2 separate regions of the Homo sapiens genome follow, and region 2 is linked to region 1. A link is a loop called in an ENCODE intact Hi-C map of the cell type or tissue named here. Cell type or tissue: sigmoid colon. All regions are shown on one strand. Each heading gives the region's core, and the rest is flanking DNA. Links, peaks and the distances in the headings are about the cores only. Region 1 holds the start of SMIM32 (small integral membrane protein 32). Region 2 overlaps SLC25A48 (solute carrier family 25 member 48).

Region 1 (8,323 bases), core at 131-8,130:
GGCGCCTCTGGGCTGCGGCGGCGGGGAGAGGCACTCAGCAAGTGCAGCCGCAGCCCGGGGTCTCTGCTGAGCGCCCGGTGGCAGAGCGCACGGAGGGCGGGTGGCCAGGGAGTCCTCCGCGTCCTCCGGCGCCGCCGCCACCGCAGCGTCTCGGAACAGTCCTGCAGGCTCTGGTCCCTGTCGAGACGCCCAGTGTTCAGCGAGCTTGTCCCCACTCCCTCCGGCTGCTGCGCTCCTGTTTTGAGCAGGAGACTGAGCTTTCTGGCGGCTCTGAGCGCGCTCGTGTCCCGGGCGGGGGTTCGGGGGAGGGGCGGGACTGGCGGCGGCTGCCCGGGGGAGCGGCTGCGAACCAATGAGGGCAAGAGAGGACGCGGCTGCGACTGCCCCCAGCCCGGCCTCACATCACTCAGGGACAGAGGGACAGAGACAGGGACAGAGAGAGAGAGAGAAAGAGAGAAAAGCACAGGGTCACAGGAAGACTGACGGGCAAAGACACAGTTACAGACCTATGAACAGAGCCACACGCCAAACAGGGACAAACCGTTGAGGTAAGCAAACCAACTCAGAGACAAAGCTCAGCTGAGCGTGCACACCTGCGTTCATTATCCTCCTTGACAGGCTCCCTCCAGGCATGGCCTGGTTTGTTCCGAGTGCCCACTGGCTGCTGGGTAGCGCAGGCCGGGCACACCACCTCCAAGGGTGTGCAGACGCGCTCCCAGACAAGCATGTTCAAGCCAGGACTGATTCTGTGGGCCCCGTGTCCTCTCCGGCTGCGTCCTGCCGGTCTGTGTGCATCCCGCACCGTGTGCAAGAATGTTCAGCTCCCTTTTGCCTATTCTGCCTGGGCACAGAGGGGCAAAAGGAGGACATGGCGCTGGCAGTTGCCCCCCTGCCCTTGGCAGGTCTGGAAAGGCGAGGTGGCCAGGACAGAGGTGTGCAATCAGTTGGATTGAGTGGGGAGGTGTCTCCTTTCCCAGGAGTCTGAACTGCTCACTTCCTCTGCAAAGTCTTCCAGGACCCCCAGACTAGAGTGGGAACAACCACCCTGGACCACCACAGCCCCTGCACTTCTCAACAAGCACCCACCCCTCACCTCTGGCCTGTCATTTTCTTTCAGGGCCAGAATTAGGGGGAGGTGGGTGAGAAGTCTAGAGCACAATACTGAATGAGACACTCGCTCTCAGAGTCTGCAAGTGCAGGGTTGGGAGTAGGTGTCTCCTTCAGTTTTGCCCCTAGATGCCTCACCCCTCACCCTAGTCCCAGCCCTGTTGTCTGCTCATTTGTCAGAGACCCTCAAAGGGTCAACCAAGTTCACATCCATGTCTTTCTCCTCTTTTCCTCATCTCCCATTCAGGGGTGCAATACATGGGGAGAGCTTGGTGACATTGGCTGAGAGAGCCAGTAGAAAGATGAGTTAGTTATTCTCTCTTCCCACTGCACCTCATGCCTGGCCACCAGCATAACAAGAACAATCAGGGTGTGCAAGGCAGACCTTGGCCAGAGCTCATACCCACAAATCCCTGCTCAGCCCGGCAGAATCACCTCCGTGAGCTCTTTGTCGAAGTTGAAACTGTGGTTCCAAGTCCTGACTCTACAGTGTTTGCCAAATGAGGTACAAAAATGCCCTCTTGGGTGTTTTTCACTTAGTCCCATAGATGGACCTGTGGGGGTTTTAGCAGGGCTTGACAGTATTCAGCACTGCCCCATCTACCAATCACCATCCCAGACAGAGCCCCCCTTGGTCCTAGAGGGCTGCCTGGTCTGCTTCCAGGGTGCAGGATGCTGAGCCCCTCCACATGGCTGCCATCAATGCCTCATTTTCCAGATGGCAGAGTTGGCTCTGAGAGGGGCCAGGGCTTATCCGTGTTAGCACAGGACAGCCACCATGTATCAGTGATATAGCAGCAGCAGTGGCAGTGGGCCACTCAGGAGATGGGGGGAGTCCCTTTCTCTGAAGACCTGACCTGTTTCAGACAGCATTTTTCTCGGCCAGCAGCACGCTAGAGAACATTATGTGAAGCCAGAACAGGCCTCCTCACCAGGACTTTCAGCCAGGGGGAGACTCAGCTCATGAGTTGGATGGAGGGGGTTGGGATGGAGGTGACGCTCCTGCTGTCAGTAACTTCCTGGGTCCTGGGAAGGCATGAATGCGGGACTTGGGTAGCTCAGTTTGGGATTTGGCCTGGAATTTCCTCCTGGGATCTATATGGGAAGTGGCATGGCCTACCTCCCCCACTTTCTCTCAGGTCCACCATAACCCCAGGTATGAACCCAGGAGGGGGGCTTACTGACACAAGGCAGCTCATTTGGGAGGCTGTAAGTGGAATCTGGGGCAGGCCTCAGCCTTTTGGGCTATAAAATGAGGGGCAATGGTAAATAAGTGTTTTCTGGTCCTCCTCTGGAAACAGGCTGTGATTATCCAGGAAATGGTGTGGAGCAGGGTGTCTGCAAAGGGTTTGGTGTGGATGGAAGGTCTCTGCAGCTTCGCTGGTCATAGTGGCAGGACGGGGATGGTGGTGAAACAGGGATGGTAGTGGTGGTGGGCAGGGAAATCTTTGAACCTGATGTCCCCAACACTGCTCATTCCTTCCCCACAGCTGCTGCTGTTCCCATGCGGCATTTTATAGAAATGACACATGCAAGGTCTCCCACCTGTGAATGAAGAAGCTGGAGCTCGGATGTGGGAAGTGGGGCTCCAGAGTCCATGCACTTAGCCACTATAATGAACCTTCTGCCATGGCAGAATGATTCTAGTAGCTACCATTCCTGGCCCTCTTACCACAAGCTGAGCACTAGGCGGGGGCTTAGCATTCATCTTTCTCCGCACAGCAACCTGTGATAGGCACATCTATCCCCTCATTTTCTAAAGGAGAAAGCCAGAACCCCAGGAAGTGGTGTCACTTGCCAAGATCACATAGCTGGTTATGGTGTAGGGGACCCTCCAGCTGTGGTCTGTGCTTGTCCACTCAGTCTGAAGCTGCCTTTTCTAAAGAGAAACTCAACAGAGAGCATGTGGTCAAACTGCCTTCCCTTTTAGTACAGTTGGAGGAGGTGTCTTGCTTTTTGGGGGGCCCTGAAGTAGGGAGGGTACTGTTTCTTTTCTGAAAGATGTTCAGGGCCCTGAGAGGGCAGTCACGTTCCCTGCACATCCCCGGGCAGGAAATTAAACAAGGCTGGTACTGAGTAAATGCAGAGATGAAGTTTACACAGCTCTTTATACAAGCCAGAGCGACCTTCCATTAAGGGAGCTTTGTGTACCCATACATTTAAGTCTTTGGAAAAGATTATAAAAAGGGGCTTAGAGGTTGGCTTTGACAGGCAGAGGTCACAGGGGGGGACCTCAGGGCAACCTCTTTCCCATTACGTAGTTGTTGAGTGACACATGTTTCTTCCCTCCTGACCTGTCTGCGGAGAAACCAAGGGAGGCGAGGCAAGGGTGCCTTTCCTGCCAGCGAGAGCCATTTGGCAGCTGTTTAATGGAAACTTAGGAGACTGGGAGCATTAGAGCCCCAGGATTTCATAAACTGTGCTGCGCAGGCCTGTGGTGCCTGGTGGAGCTATTTCTGTTTCTTCCACACGCCAAGGGAATTATTATTAAACTACTCAGCGTCACGCAGAAGCTGGGGGTGAAGATCAAAGGTGAAAAATTGCTGTCTGAAGATTGGAGTTCAGACAATTGAAGATTGGCTGGTGTGGGTTTTCCCTGTGTGGGTGTTAGTCTGCTGGAGAATGGGATGGCCACTTCCTCTGTGAATGCTGATGATGCCCTTGCTTGCAAAACTGTTTTGTTTGTTTTTTAAATCATTGCCCCTGTTAGTGGCTTTCTGTTTGCTCGTTTTAGATGACTTTGGCAACCATAGTGGTTGGTGACTTTAAGGTTACATTTTAGAATGACCATTTTTTGTTTTTTGGAGATGGAGTCCCGCTCTGTCGCCCAGGCTAGAGTGCAGTGGCACGATCTCGGCTCACTGCAACCTTCGCCTCCCGGGTTCAAAGCAATTCTCCTGCCTCAGCCTCCCAAGTAGCCGGGATTACAGGCACCAGCCACCATACCCAGCTAATTTTTTTGTATTTTTAGTAGAGATGGGGTTTCACCATATTTGTCAGGCTGGTCTTGAACTCCTGACCTCAGGTGATTCGCCTGCCTCCGCCTCTATAAGTGCTAGGATTACAGGTGTGAGCCACCATGCCCAGCCTACAATAACCATTTTAAGAAGTAAATAGCAAGTAGCCCAAGCCCAGACTCTGGAATGAAGCAGCTTTCCTAATGAGAATAACCTGTAGGAGGCTTGGAGAATGGTCTTGCCAGGGCTTTCAAAATGGCTGCAGTTTGGTTAGTGGAGTGGGGTAACTGGAGAGACGATGGGGTGTGAGGGAGAAATGATTCTGCAAGGAGAGAGCTCTGAAAGGGCTTTGTCTCCTATCCCAGAAAGGGTGTCTCCAGTTCTGTCCCGTGGTCCTGTCAGCTTGCTGGTCTCTGGTCAGATCAGATGATGGGATGGAGTCAGTTTCAAGATTCACCAGGCTGGTGAATGTTGTGCCATTTATTTTTGAATCAGGTCTCACCACTCATTGGTTAGCACCTCAACATTTTTTTCTATGGTCCCAATGACATGTGACCTCATCTGCCTCTCCAGGTCCCTTTAGTGGTATAACCTCAAGCCAAGCAGGTTATGGCGACCCAAGGCTTGCAGGATCCTGGGATTGATAGACTGATAGTCACCCCCTGGACCCAATCATCTTGCTTTCTCTGGGAAAGGCAGAGGTTTGCATGGTGGTGAAACCACATTCCTCCTGCTGCCTGGGCTCAACTAGGTGTGTTGGATGGGGTCACGGTGGGGTCACTGCATGCTAAGGGATGAGCCATCACTCTGGCCAAGTACTGGCAAGGAGGCTAAAGCTGGGATAGAGCCAGTATATGGCCAAAGACTGGGAACAGGACTGTTGTTTGGGATCAGTTGCCAGGCTCAGGGGCCCCTGGTGGTCTGGCTAACATCCTCACGTCCCTGTCCCTAGGCTTCCAGGATAGGGTGCCTGGCCTTTGTGGTTATACTTATGGAGAGACTGGGAGCCAGAAAGAGTGCCTTAGTCCCAGAAATGGAGACAGGTAGCAAGGCAGGGAGCAGGTGTGTTTAGTCACTTCAGAGGCCCCGACTCATCTGTGGCACTGATGCAGGACTGCTTCATGAAAAGGTCTGGGACTTGGTAGTGAGGCCAGGGCAAAAGAACTCCATCAGAAAAAGTTTGATTTTGTCTAGGATTGCATTTTCTAAAATTTGGCAAGAATACTTCAAGTGGGATGCCATATTACTTTAAGTAGTGCATGGGCACAGCATTAAACATCATGAATCACACAACGACAAAGTTTCTGTCTTTTAATCTTATTTAATTATTCTGATTATGGCAAGAAGAAAAATTCAGTCTGGCTCAGTGTCATCTCAGGTCCTCCAAGAAGCACATGCAGAAGATGTATTAGGGGAAATAGCTGTGATGGGTAAAAAAGGGGCACGAAGAAGAGGCAGCAGGGAGAGCTTCAGGTCACAGTACTGCTCTGACCCCTGAGAGGAGAGAGGGAAGAAAGGATTCGGTAAGAAGAGCCTCAAGCTGAAAGTGTCTCAGTCAGGCCGTAAGGAATTCCTAAGCAAACCTCACCTGTTAGGAGCCCCCTGCCAGGTGGGACATATGAAGCTGGTGGCACTGTTGCCCTTGCTAGCCAAGCATGGAGTCGTCTTTCCTCTGCTGAGGTTGGGGCTGGTGAGCCTTTGCAAAAGGCTGTCAGATCCTAGAGGAAGGGGCGGGTGCCAGGGTTGAAGTCCCAGCAAGACTCAGCCCTCCGAGGAAGCCCCCTCTCCCAGCCTTTGGTCCCAACTAACCCTGCCTTTTTGCCCTCTCTTTAGTGGAAGAGACCCAGGCAGTCCTCACCTGATTACTGTTGGTCTTAACTGTGTGCTTCATATTCAGTCTTCCCAGGGTAAGAGTGAATGAGTGAACCTCATTCTTGGGGTTAGGCCTCTGAGTCTGGGCTGAAGTGGGAGCCCAGGGTGTCAAGCAGACCCCCCCCTTGTGGCTAGAGCTTCATGTCTGTGGTCAGCAATGTCAGGCCCACGTGTGTCCTGGGCTGTCGTCTCTGCTGGGCCTTCTCCCTCTCCTTGCCATCAATATTTCCACAGGGCTGGCTACTGCCCAGGCTCAGAGCCCCATTGCTGGACACTGAGACTATAGCAGCCTCTTGCCTTTCACTCACCTCGTGGTCCATCCTTAAGGGTGGTTCTAGGTTTTTTGGAATCTGGAACTTTTACATCTTGGGGGATCTCTCTGAGAAAGAGCAAATAATTAGGTTTTAAAGTGAATATTTATTTAGAATGAAAAATGGAATCAAAATGAATTGAAAAGTTTAAAAATCTGACAAAGATTCAAAATATGAAACAAAACAAAACAAAACTATCCAGATTGGCTTTTGGCCACAAAGGAAGGACAGGGAAGGGCCATTGGGATCTACCTTCCTAGGGTTCAGGAGCAGGCCGGTTGGGAGGTCAGGGAATGGCCCCGTTGACTTGTAACCCCTACCCATGGCTGAGGGCAGGACCAGCTAGAAAGACTTGGTCTGAGTCAGCAATAAGCTCTAGGACTGGGAACCTGCCTTCTCTCTGCATCCTCAGGAGTCAGCGGTCTGGGCCAGCCTGCGGCGGGCTGAAGCTGGGAGAGCGGGCAGCAGGAGGTGTAGGCTTTAGCTCTCTGCATTCTTAGGAGTCAGCAGTTTGGGCCAGCCCATGAAGGACTGGGGCTAGGAGAGCCGGCAACAGGTCATGCAGGCTTGAGCTCTTTGCCTGTAGATTCTGCTCCTGAGCTGGGGACCTAGGTGGGCAGCTAGAAGCCTGACTTCCCTCTCAGGGGATTACTCCTGGCCCTGCAAAGACAGGCACCCCCTCCTACTCACCCCATCCCTCCCCAAACACCAGGTCAACCCTACAAATCCAGTTCTCTAGAGAAAGCTCTTTCCTATGAGGGGCTCTGTCTTCCTGGGCACAAATCCTGAGGTTGCTTCCCAGATTAATGGGAGCCTGGGATAGGAGAGACATCCTTTGGACAACGTTCACTCTTTATGCCCATCCCTGCCCCCCACATGCACTGAAAGGGTAGGGAGGACTTCTACCCTTAATTAGGAAGAGGAAGAAAATCCAAGTTTACAAAATTCAGGCACATATTTCTTCAGGGTGTGAAATTATGTTTTCTTTTCCTCCCAAAGTTCTAAAAGAAAACCCAACTACCTGGTTTCTTTTTGATAAAACTACGAGGGATCTCCATTCTCTTGTCTGGATAAGTCCCTCGCTACAACCAAGCACCCCCTGCTTCAAACGTTGCCCTTGGCTGCTGCCTGGGCAGCTCTTATTTCTTTCCCAGTCCTCCCTCCCCCTCTGTCACTGGGCAGCAAGTCTCTCACGCAGTGTGGCAGAAGTGTCACTGGTTGCTCAGTGGACCCAGGCAGAAGGGGCTATGGATGTGGGGTTGGGGCAGAGAAAGCCCCCTGTCCAAAGAAGAGGTGCACAGTGGTCATCTAAAGTCTGTGGAAGAGGATGCCTTATGCTCTGTGAGTCCTTGATGGGGAAGAAGGGACAAATATGCACATGTCCTGATTCATGAGGAAATGTGATTATTTTTAAAAAGTTTTAAGTGAGAGAACTGAAGCTGTCCTTTAAAGTGGCATTTTAAAACCTAAATTGGAAACTACATTAGCATTGCCATTTTATGCTGAGGCAATAGAAATTCAACATGCTCCTCTCAGGCTCCCAGGTCAGACATGAGGTTGTCTCCATCCTGAAGCCTTCCTTTGGGGAGGCATATGGGGTACTCTGTACCCCAGTTCTGCTGGGGAAGGGGCTTCTCCCACCCCCTCCCACTAGGAGGCTGCTTTTGAGCTGCCTGTGGATGGGAGAAGTAGACTGGATGGCTTGGAGTCATCTGGCCCCTTCTTGGAGAAAGCCTTTAAGATGACACTCCTCCCAGAAGTGGTGCTGGGCTTCACTAGTAAGTGGATGGTCTCAACATCTTAGCTGGAACCAAACAGGGAAAACAAGAAGATACTCGAGGTTGCTCAGGGCATTTTAAGATATGAAAAGCCGCCATCCAGCCTTGGCCCTCCCACCCTTGAATTCACCCATCCAGGCGAGAAAAGCAGCCTCACCCACAGCTCCCCAATGGGAGCTGAAGGGCTGGGGACAGCAGTCCTCCAGGGACTGGTCTTGATTTCTTTTCATGGGAATTCTCTCCCAACCCCTTCAGAATTACTTGGCATGCTTTTAAAAATTCAAGTTTTGCCCCCCAA
Region 2 (8,323 bases), core at 97-8,096, 320 kb before region 1:
AACCAGTTGCCCTGGACTTTAACATCAATTTGTTTTTCTCTCCCCATCTAGGAATGTACCAATTTCTGTGTTTCTATAATAACCTGGCATTGTTTTCCTAGAGTTCCTTACCTGAGCATATCCCATGAGGATGACCTAGTGGCATGTGATCCCAAGGCTTCTATTCCACATACTTGAAAAAGAAAAGAGATTTTTCAAAAAGCTGTCCCTGCTCTCTTTTTGCAACCCCCAGGCTGGCCCTTCCTTTGTGAGCAGCCTGTCTGCCTGTGTTTGTTTAGCTTCTCTGTGTTTAGAGTAAATCCTGCCCTCAGTGAGCTGCAAACCTTCAGCCTCATGCCTCACCCTGGGCTCTCTTCTGGTGCCCTGGGAAGGTGCTCCCAAGTACCTGTGGAGCCTGTTACTCTTTCTCCAATAAAAACTGCTAATAAATACTGCCACGTCTCGAGCACTGGCTGTGGACTGGCACTTGCTCAATGCTTCACGTTCATCAATTCATTTGGTCCTCAAAACAGCCCCATAAAGATAGGTACTGCCATCCCATTTTACAGATGAGAAGCCCAAGGCTTAGAGAAGGGAGGAAACTTCTGCCAAGTCTCACAGCAAGTGGCGAGGGAGAATCAGAAACAAACTTTGCAGGTTCTAAGCCTGAGCTCTGTCCCTTCTCCCAGCTTAATGAATCTCTAAATGGTAGAAATCTGCAAGGAACCAGGCCCCTCCAGATCCTAAGGAGCTAGCCCCTGACACCTGTTTCTTTCTCTTTGCAGGAGCAATTTCTTGGGGGACAGCGACTCCTATGGATGTCGTGAAAAGTCGACTCCAAGCTGATGGGGTTTATTTAAACAAATATAAAGGTGTCCTGGACTGTATCTCCCAGAGTTACCAGAAGGAAGGTCTTAAAGTAAGCCCACAGCAGGCCTGCGGGGTCAGTGTCAGTCCCTGGAAGGTGGTTCACACATTTAGGGGGATGTGGGACTATAGAGAAGGGAATCAGGAGACCAGGGGGCTGCTGGTGATTATGTATCAGGTGCCACAAGTGGGTGCTTTGTCAAGCACTTCACCTGGGTGGTCTTTTCACATGGCCAGTGGAGGAGATAGGTATGTGACCTGACAGAGGTTCAGAGAGGGCTGGTAACCTGCCGCAGCCACACAGCTGGTCCATGGTGGCGCCTGGGCCTGGTCCATTTCTGTCTGTCTCCGCATTTTGCCTTCTCATCAAGATAGGTTGGGCAGCCCTTCCTCACTCATGGCTCAGTGCCTTCCCCACTCCTCCTCCCAGTGGGAAGTGCCAGAGCTGCCTTGCCTCCTTCCTGTCCTCAGTCAGCTCATCTCACCAGCTCCAGGCCCTGTGAACTGCCTTCTGCTCTCCCACCTGAGCCCTGACCCCAGACCTCTGGTCGTGGCTGAGGAGGCAGCCTCCAACACGTTTCCCTGGGCTGTGTCTCCTCTGTTCTTCCTACAGCTCAAGAGCTTAACTTAACACACACCCCTTCCCACCACCTGAAAAGGTGCTGCCCCAGGATAGACCAGACTTCCATGTCTGGTGTCCAAGGTAATACACAGATTCATCACCCTCCGCAGGAACTATCCTGCTGGCTCTTGCTTGCACGGGCTCCTTGCTTTCTTGGTGTGGCTCTTAGAGTCAGCAGACATGGGTTCAAAGTCAGATGTAGCTACTGTGAGCTGGCAGGATCCAAGCAAGCAGCTTCATGTCTCAGGGCCTCAGTTTCTCCCAGAATGATCATCCCTTCCATGAAGGGCGGGGCATTTGTGGGTTAATACAAAAAGCACTCCATTCAATATGTAACCCATAGGGAAGAGTTAACCATTTCTCATTTGCATTAGTATTATCAGTGTTGATTTTTTTAGCACCGGTATTACCCTGGAGCTCTGAGTCTTTTCTCACATGGCTGCCCCACCCCAGGCCCTGCCAGATGAATCTGCCCCATCCTTCCAGGCCCAGTGCAGTCCGCTGCCATTCCCAGGATCCATGTCCTTGGCTTGCTTCTCCTGTACCTCTCTCAAGGGGCTTCTCACACACCACCACGGGCAACAGCTATTTCTATACTGCCCCTTCTCTGCCTCTTACAGCAAGTTTTCTGACGTCCTGTTTTACTCTCTCCCCCAACTTGGGAAAGATCCAGAGTTGGATGACCCAGTGTTGAGGTAAATAACTAACATGCCACATGAGAGGGACAAGATCCAAAAGCTAGATCAAAGGGCCACACTAAAAGACAGAACTACCAGAAGTCACTGTAAAGTCCAGCCCTTAGTATTCAATCATGGATCAATCATCTCTGTAGAGGATGGGGCAATCCGATTTGATGAAGGCTTCTAGGGAAAAATGCCTAAGGGCTTTAGTTTTCAAATGCTTATTTTTAGAGCACCTAGTATGTGGTAGGCACAGTTCTAGGAGCTGGGGACAGAGCAGTAAGCAAAAGAGAAAAAGCCCATTCTCTGATCAGCTAATGTTGGCAGTGAGCGAACAGTGAGACCTGTCCTAAGGTTGCATTAATAGAAGTACAGTGGGTAGAATAAGGGAGGTGGAGGCCTCTGCCCTGACCAGATTGCAGCTGGAATGTTGCATCCACCTTTGGTCACTACCCATTAAGCAAGACCCTAGTGGTGCCCTGGGAATGAAGAGCAGGATATCATAGCATGTGAGGAGAAGCTGGACCCTGGTTAGTATAAGAAGATGTGATACGGAGGAAACTTGAGTTCTGTCTTTATGTTTTAAGGATGGAGAAACTCAAAGCTTTCCTATTCTCATTATTTTAAATTCCTTTTTTAAATTTTTAACAAGAGCTGCTCTGACAGAAGGGTGAAGCCCAGCCCTGGTGCGGCCTCAATTGTCTTTTGTATCTTTTTTTTCTTCTTCTTTTTTTTTTTTTTTTTTTTTTTTTTTTTTAGCAGAAATACAGTTTGTGATTCAGCCAATGAGTATAGAGGGATATAAAAGTGTTTCAAGTGGATGATTCATTTTTATTTGAGATGTTTTTGTCTACTTCCCCAAATATTAATGTGTCATAATTCGTAAAAAGTCTGTAGAGGCAAAATATATTGCTGATATTATTTCCTCTGAAAATTACTGTGCTCTTTTAAAAAAATGAAGTCCTGGAAGTCAGCTGAGGTCAGACGATTGGTTTCTTAATCTCGATAGCGTTTGGTCCTCACTGTTGGTTCAGAGACAGGTTTTAAGTCAAGATAATAATACTCAGCTTGAGTAACCACTGCATGATCAGACGGTTCAAGGTTAATTGTTTAAAATTTGTATTAATCAGTCAAAAATTGGTAATGTATGAACATAGGAAGCTTCCAAAACTACATGAGGATATACTATCTCGATGCCCTGCCTGTGGTCCCTGTCCTCGCTCAAAGGCAATTACCGTAAAGTTTCTTGTGATACATTTCAAAAACATTTACAGTGTATAAAAGAATATATGTGTATGTACATATCTATGTATGCTTGTATATGTGACTGTTTACTTATGAACATAAATAGTAACATAAACAAAAATAATCACACCATCTAAAACAATCAGGTTGTCTCAAAGGCAGTTTTCTGGCAGCCGCAGCAGGAGAAGGTAGAGAGGATTCCTCCAGTGCCCCAGGGGTGGCTCCAGTTCCCAGTTGGCTTGGGCTCTGGCTGAATGGAGCACCCCTCCCCAAGCATTCTTGACTGTGGCTCGCAGAGATAGAGTGCAAGGCCCAAAGCCCATCATCATTCCAATCTGTTCTCACCTTGCTATGGAGGAAGAAGTTTGTGACAGGAAAGAGTTAGAAAGGCATTAATAATGACGATGGTGACCAATTTGAGTAGCTCTTTGTAACCAACTTAGGAATGATCAGTGGTGCAGCCTTTGTGGTGGGGAAAATCAAAAGTCCATGGACTTGTCGAGGCATCCCCAAGTAGAAACAGAAGGAAAGTCTGGTAGTTTTGGAGCCATTCTCTGCCCACTGTTAGGGTCGTCTTGGGCTACATGGACCATAGCTCTGACTTGGAGAGTTGCCATCTGAAATAACCAGGCTGGTGAGCACCTTGGTAATCTTGGCTCCAAGGAAGCAGCTGCTGTGGAGGGGCTGTGGCAGTGAGATGAGGCTGAATGGCAGACAGAGGGGGCATTTGTAGGTAGACAGCTTCTGGAGGCACCAGGGCCAGCTGCCCTGGGTTGCTGTCCCTGGGGAATCTGGAGCCTTCCTGTCACTCCAGGAAACCTGAACTGCAGGCACCAGGACTCTTTCAGTTCAGACGCTCTTCCTTTGTCACGTCCAAAATTCATTTATTCATTCATTCATTTACTCATCCATCCATCCATTCACTGATTCAATTAATGTGTTTATGGAAGGTCTACTCTGGGCGAAGCGCTCGCAGGTGCTGGGGTCTCAGAGGCAAACCATCCACACAGCCCTGCATTCACTGCCCTGATTGTGATTGCTAATCCCACCCCCACCTCTGTTATCTGTCCTTCCTGACAGATAAGTCAGTGACACTTGGAGAACAGTGTGAGGAGTGCTGTGATGGGGAGATACCAAGTGCACAGAAGGTGAGGGGCCATCATCCACCTGGGGGTGGCCATGGGGACACTGCCAGGCTGCAAGCCAGGCCTGGGAAGCACTCCAGGCAGAGGGGACCAGAAGAGGCCCAGTGGAGGAAAAAGGCTGGCCCCTTAAGGGAATGACAGGCTGTTAACCTTCCCAGAGTGTCAGCTGTGAGAGGCCGTCCAGAGAAAGTGCAAGGGAGAGCATGTGGGTCGTTGCAAGCCAGGAAAGAGTGACCCTAGGCCATAGGGAGACATTGAGGCTTTGTAGGGTGGGAGTGAGGGGGGACTCGGTCTGGAGGTCATATGCTCTGAAAGCTCTGGGTAAAAGCTGGCAGGTCTGCATTTTGTTTGCCTTCTGTGGGCTCTGCAGCAGAGCAGGCCACAGCTGCTGGAGGGTGAGCTGTCTGCTGGTCTGAAGTGGCCCACAGCTCCTGCAGGGCCCGGGGCTGTGGGACAGAAGGCTCACACTCCAAGCTGGGCCCTGGCTGCCTCCGCCTTGCAGAGCAGAGCCAAGCCCAGACCCACAGGGGAACCTCTGTGGGCACCGGCATGGAATTTTCCTCTCAGAGTTTGACCCAGTTCCTGGCTGTTATTCAGTCACTCTGGATGAGCCTGTGGAATTCCAGAAAGGTTAGACATTAGAGAAGAGTGTTAATATTACCAGGATCTCACTTACACCCTGACTGAACAGCTCGAGGGCTTGGCTGAGCCACTTGTTCATCTCTAGGGATCCTTGTCCATCAGCCCCTTTCCCAGGGACATGTTGCACCCTGGAGGCTGCTGTGAGGTGCTGGCACCTCTCCTGAAGGAAGGCCACCTGATATCCTAGCCAGTGACAGAGGCCTGCACCAACTCTGATACCACAGTGCCCAGAGACTGAGGAAACTGGGGAAATGAAAAGGGTTGGTTTCTACCTTTACAAAATGACCACTTCTGTTTCTTAAACTTAGAAAATTATACAGGAATCAGAGTAGGTTTCTATCTGTGCCTGACAGTTCTCAAGTCATTTACGTTTGTGTGGGAACTTGCTTTTAGGTGGTCGTTTCTTACCAGAGGATGCATTAAAGGCCAGCTCCTCCCCACAATCCCCCTCTCCAAAGCTTTTATCTGCTCTCATCATTTTCTGGGTCATGTTGTCATTGTTCCTGAAGGGGCCTTGTCTCTGCTAATGGGTTATAACTGCTTGAGAGTTGGAATCCCATCACATTTATGAGCCGACACACAACACCAAGCAAGAAGATTGAGGGAGGAAAGGAAGATCATAGGCAGTGTTTGGGAAGCATCACATAATACTCCCTAGGGATGGAAGACAAATACAGGTGTCATGGAGTAGCAAAGGCGGAGTTCATCAGCTCATCAGCACAGGCCATTCTTCCTGAGCATGCATCCTAGTGATGGAGGTTGAGTCCTACTCCCTATTAGGTGATAGACTATTGATAAGAACAAGGAGGGTGATGATGATAATCAGCAGTTAATACATGCTTGTACTGTATGCCAGGCACCGTGCAAGTGCCTGAAAAGCCTCATCTCATTTAGTCCCTCCAACATTCTTATCAGGTCAATTCTATTATTACCCGCCCCTTACAGTCGGGAAAATTGAGTTCTAGAGAGTTTGCCATTGGCCCAAGTGACTCAATGGCAAAGCCGTGCCTCAACCCCATGTCTGCAGAGTCTTAAGCACAGCTCGAGTTCTGTTCTCTGCCACTTTTGGGATGTCCTGTGAAGCCCCTGCTACAGGGATTGGGCATGGCTGGGTGCTCTGTCTACTCAGGGCTTCTAGATTCCCGAGGAGAGAGAGAGAGAGAGAGAGAGAGAGAGTGTGTGTGTGTGTGTGTGTGTGTGTGTGTGTACATGTGAGAGAAGAAGAAAGAGAGGGAGAGAGAGGGCAATTTAAAAAGCATATGTAGGTGTTTGCCTGGCCCAACAGCTTACCTATAGTATTTAGTGCATGTGTATCAGGGTCTGGGAGGAAAAGCACCACCAGGCATGACGCGGGTCAGGGCAGGGCATGACTGGGACTTCCCTGTGTGGTCTCTGCCTGCACAGGTCCTTTGGGCTCTGGTGGGGGACCGGGCCTGGGTAGGCAGCACCACTAGCTATTCTCTGCCCCTCCTTGGTGGCCCTGCAGAGAGTGTGGGTCAGTCCCCTGCAATAACCTGGCCCCTGTGCAAAGGTGTTTTTCAGAGGCATCACTGTGAACGCGGTGCGGGGCTTCCCCATGAGTGCGGCCATGTTCCTTGGGTACGAGCTGTCGCTGCAGGCTATCCGCGGGGACCACGCAGTGACGAGCCCATAAGCGCCAGGTCAGTGTGCTTCCATCCTGGCCAATTGTGCCTCCCAGGAACTTGAAACTTTTTTTTTTTTTTATCATGAGAATGTTGTGGCCTTCTGAAATGTCCTGTTGTTTGTCACATATCTAATCTGTGGTAGGCTGGGGCTGCCACCCTTTTCGTCACCAAACAGCAGTTCAGAAATGCCCACCAGTGACTGGTGGTGTGCTGGGTCCCCAGGGACCAAGTCTGGCACAGAATATACCTGTTTCCAGACAGCTCGCCTCTCCGTTTCCCCTTCCAGCAGCTTCAACAGCCCTTTCAGAGAAGTACTTTTACCTTCACTGTGCAGATGCAAGTGACCCAGGCTCACAAGTGAGGACTGCAACCAGGGTACCTGCAGGGGGCACCGTCTCCCCACCTCCCTACTGAACTGCACAGCCTGACTCTGAGAGCCACCCACAGGCTGCCAGAGCCCTAGAGGACAGGTCTCTGCCACCATTCTTTGCCTCCCATACCCTCTTTTTCTTTCTCATTGCAGAAAGATCACTGTAGCCTGAGGACTCTTCTAAAGACAGCAGTCTGACTCCTGTGCTCACATGCCCTCCTTGGCTCCCCATTGCCCTCTAGATAAAGCCTTCACCCTGCTTCCGCCAGCCTCACTCCTCACCACTGTTCTGAATGTCCCGCCGTCTCTCTCACCCCTAGGTCTTTGCTCAGGCTGTCCCCTCTGCCTGACATCCTCTTCTCGCTCCTTTCCTACTTGTCCTTGGCTTCACCAGCTCTTTGCCATCCAGGCTGTAGAAGTCTCCTCCTCCAGGATGCCGGCTTGCTTTCTCAGCTAGGGTGAGTCGCGCCTTCTGCAGACCATCCCCCACCCCCACCCACACTGCATCCTAAATGCCAGAGGACACCCTCACTCCCCAGGTGGGGCTGCTGCGCTGTCCCTACCTTTGCACTAATGGTGCCTGGCACAGAGCCCAGCACACAAAGGGCCACTCAGCAGTGTCATCGGATGGGTGGATGACCAACCCCCATATGCCCTCAGGCCTCCTCTTCCTCCCTGTGTTTTTTCTTCCTCATTGTCTGGCCCCATACCGGCTACCTGCAAAGCTCAGAAGACAAAGTAAGTGTGGACTGAACTTTCTAGTCAACCAAGAAGCCATTTGACATCAGTCTTGGTTAGCACAAATTCTCCTGGGAAGGATGATCTTTGTCTATAAAACCTCACTGCTGCCTCCCCCGTGAGCTGGCAGGGGCATTCTCGGGACGGCAGAGCCCTGCCAGGGTGCACGGGTGGTGCCAGAACCTGGACAAAGGGAGGGGGCCTGACCAATCAGGCAGACTGTAGTCAGCCCAGGACAAGCCCCAGAAGCTGGCTTCAAATAAAATGCTCTCCACTTTTTGCTAAAGTGGCAACATTCACAGCTTCTCTGGCTATTTGCCCTTTCTTATAAAAGGAAAAGGGTAGCAACACAGTTTACATAATTAAACATCTTGAGTGAAGAATTACTG

Evidence for each region. A loop is a pair of places that touch in the nucleus more often than their neighbours do. Peaks named below come from ENCODE experiments on the same cell type or tissue, not always from the same donor. Only the 100,000 strongest peaks of a DNase experiment are listed, where the experiment ranks them.
Region 2: a loop joins it to region 1, with 3 times the contacts of the local background. A loop is called at or near these places in 8 of 110 quality-filtered maps.

Annotation. Positions count from the first base shown.
Region 1 is chr5:136,192,897-136,201,219 of GRCh38, forward strand. SMIM32 (small integral membrane protein 32) reads right to left here and starts at 266. Exons shown (of 1, transcript NM_001350994.2): 1 at 1-266. RefSeq lists enhancers at 1-63, 220-737. In sigmoid colon, for the core only: no CTCF peak of the experiment used is centred there; a DNase peak (open chromatin) is centred at 3,455; H3K4me3 peaks cover 542 bases; H3K27me3 peaks cover 1,170 bases.
Region 2 is chr5:135,873,257-135,881,579 of GRCh38, forward strand. SLC25A48 (solute carrier family 25 member 48) reads left to right here. Exons shown (of 8, transcript NM_001349336.2): 6 at 765-898; 7 at 6,712-6,841. The coding sequence ends at 6,834. Among named protein-coding and RNA genes, the nearest start is that of IL9, 18 kb to the right of the region's middle. RefSeq lists an enhancer at 4,302-4,803. In sigmoid colon, for the core only: no CTCF peak of the experiment used is centred there; a DNase peak (open chromatin) is centred at 7,746.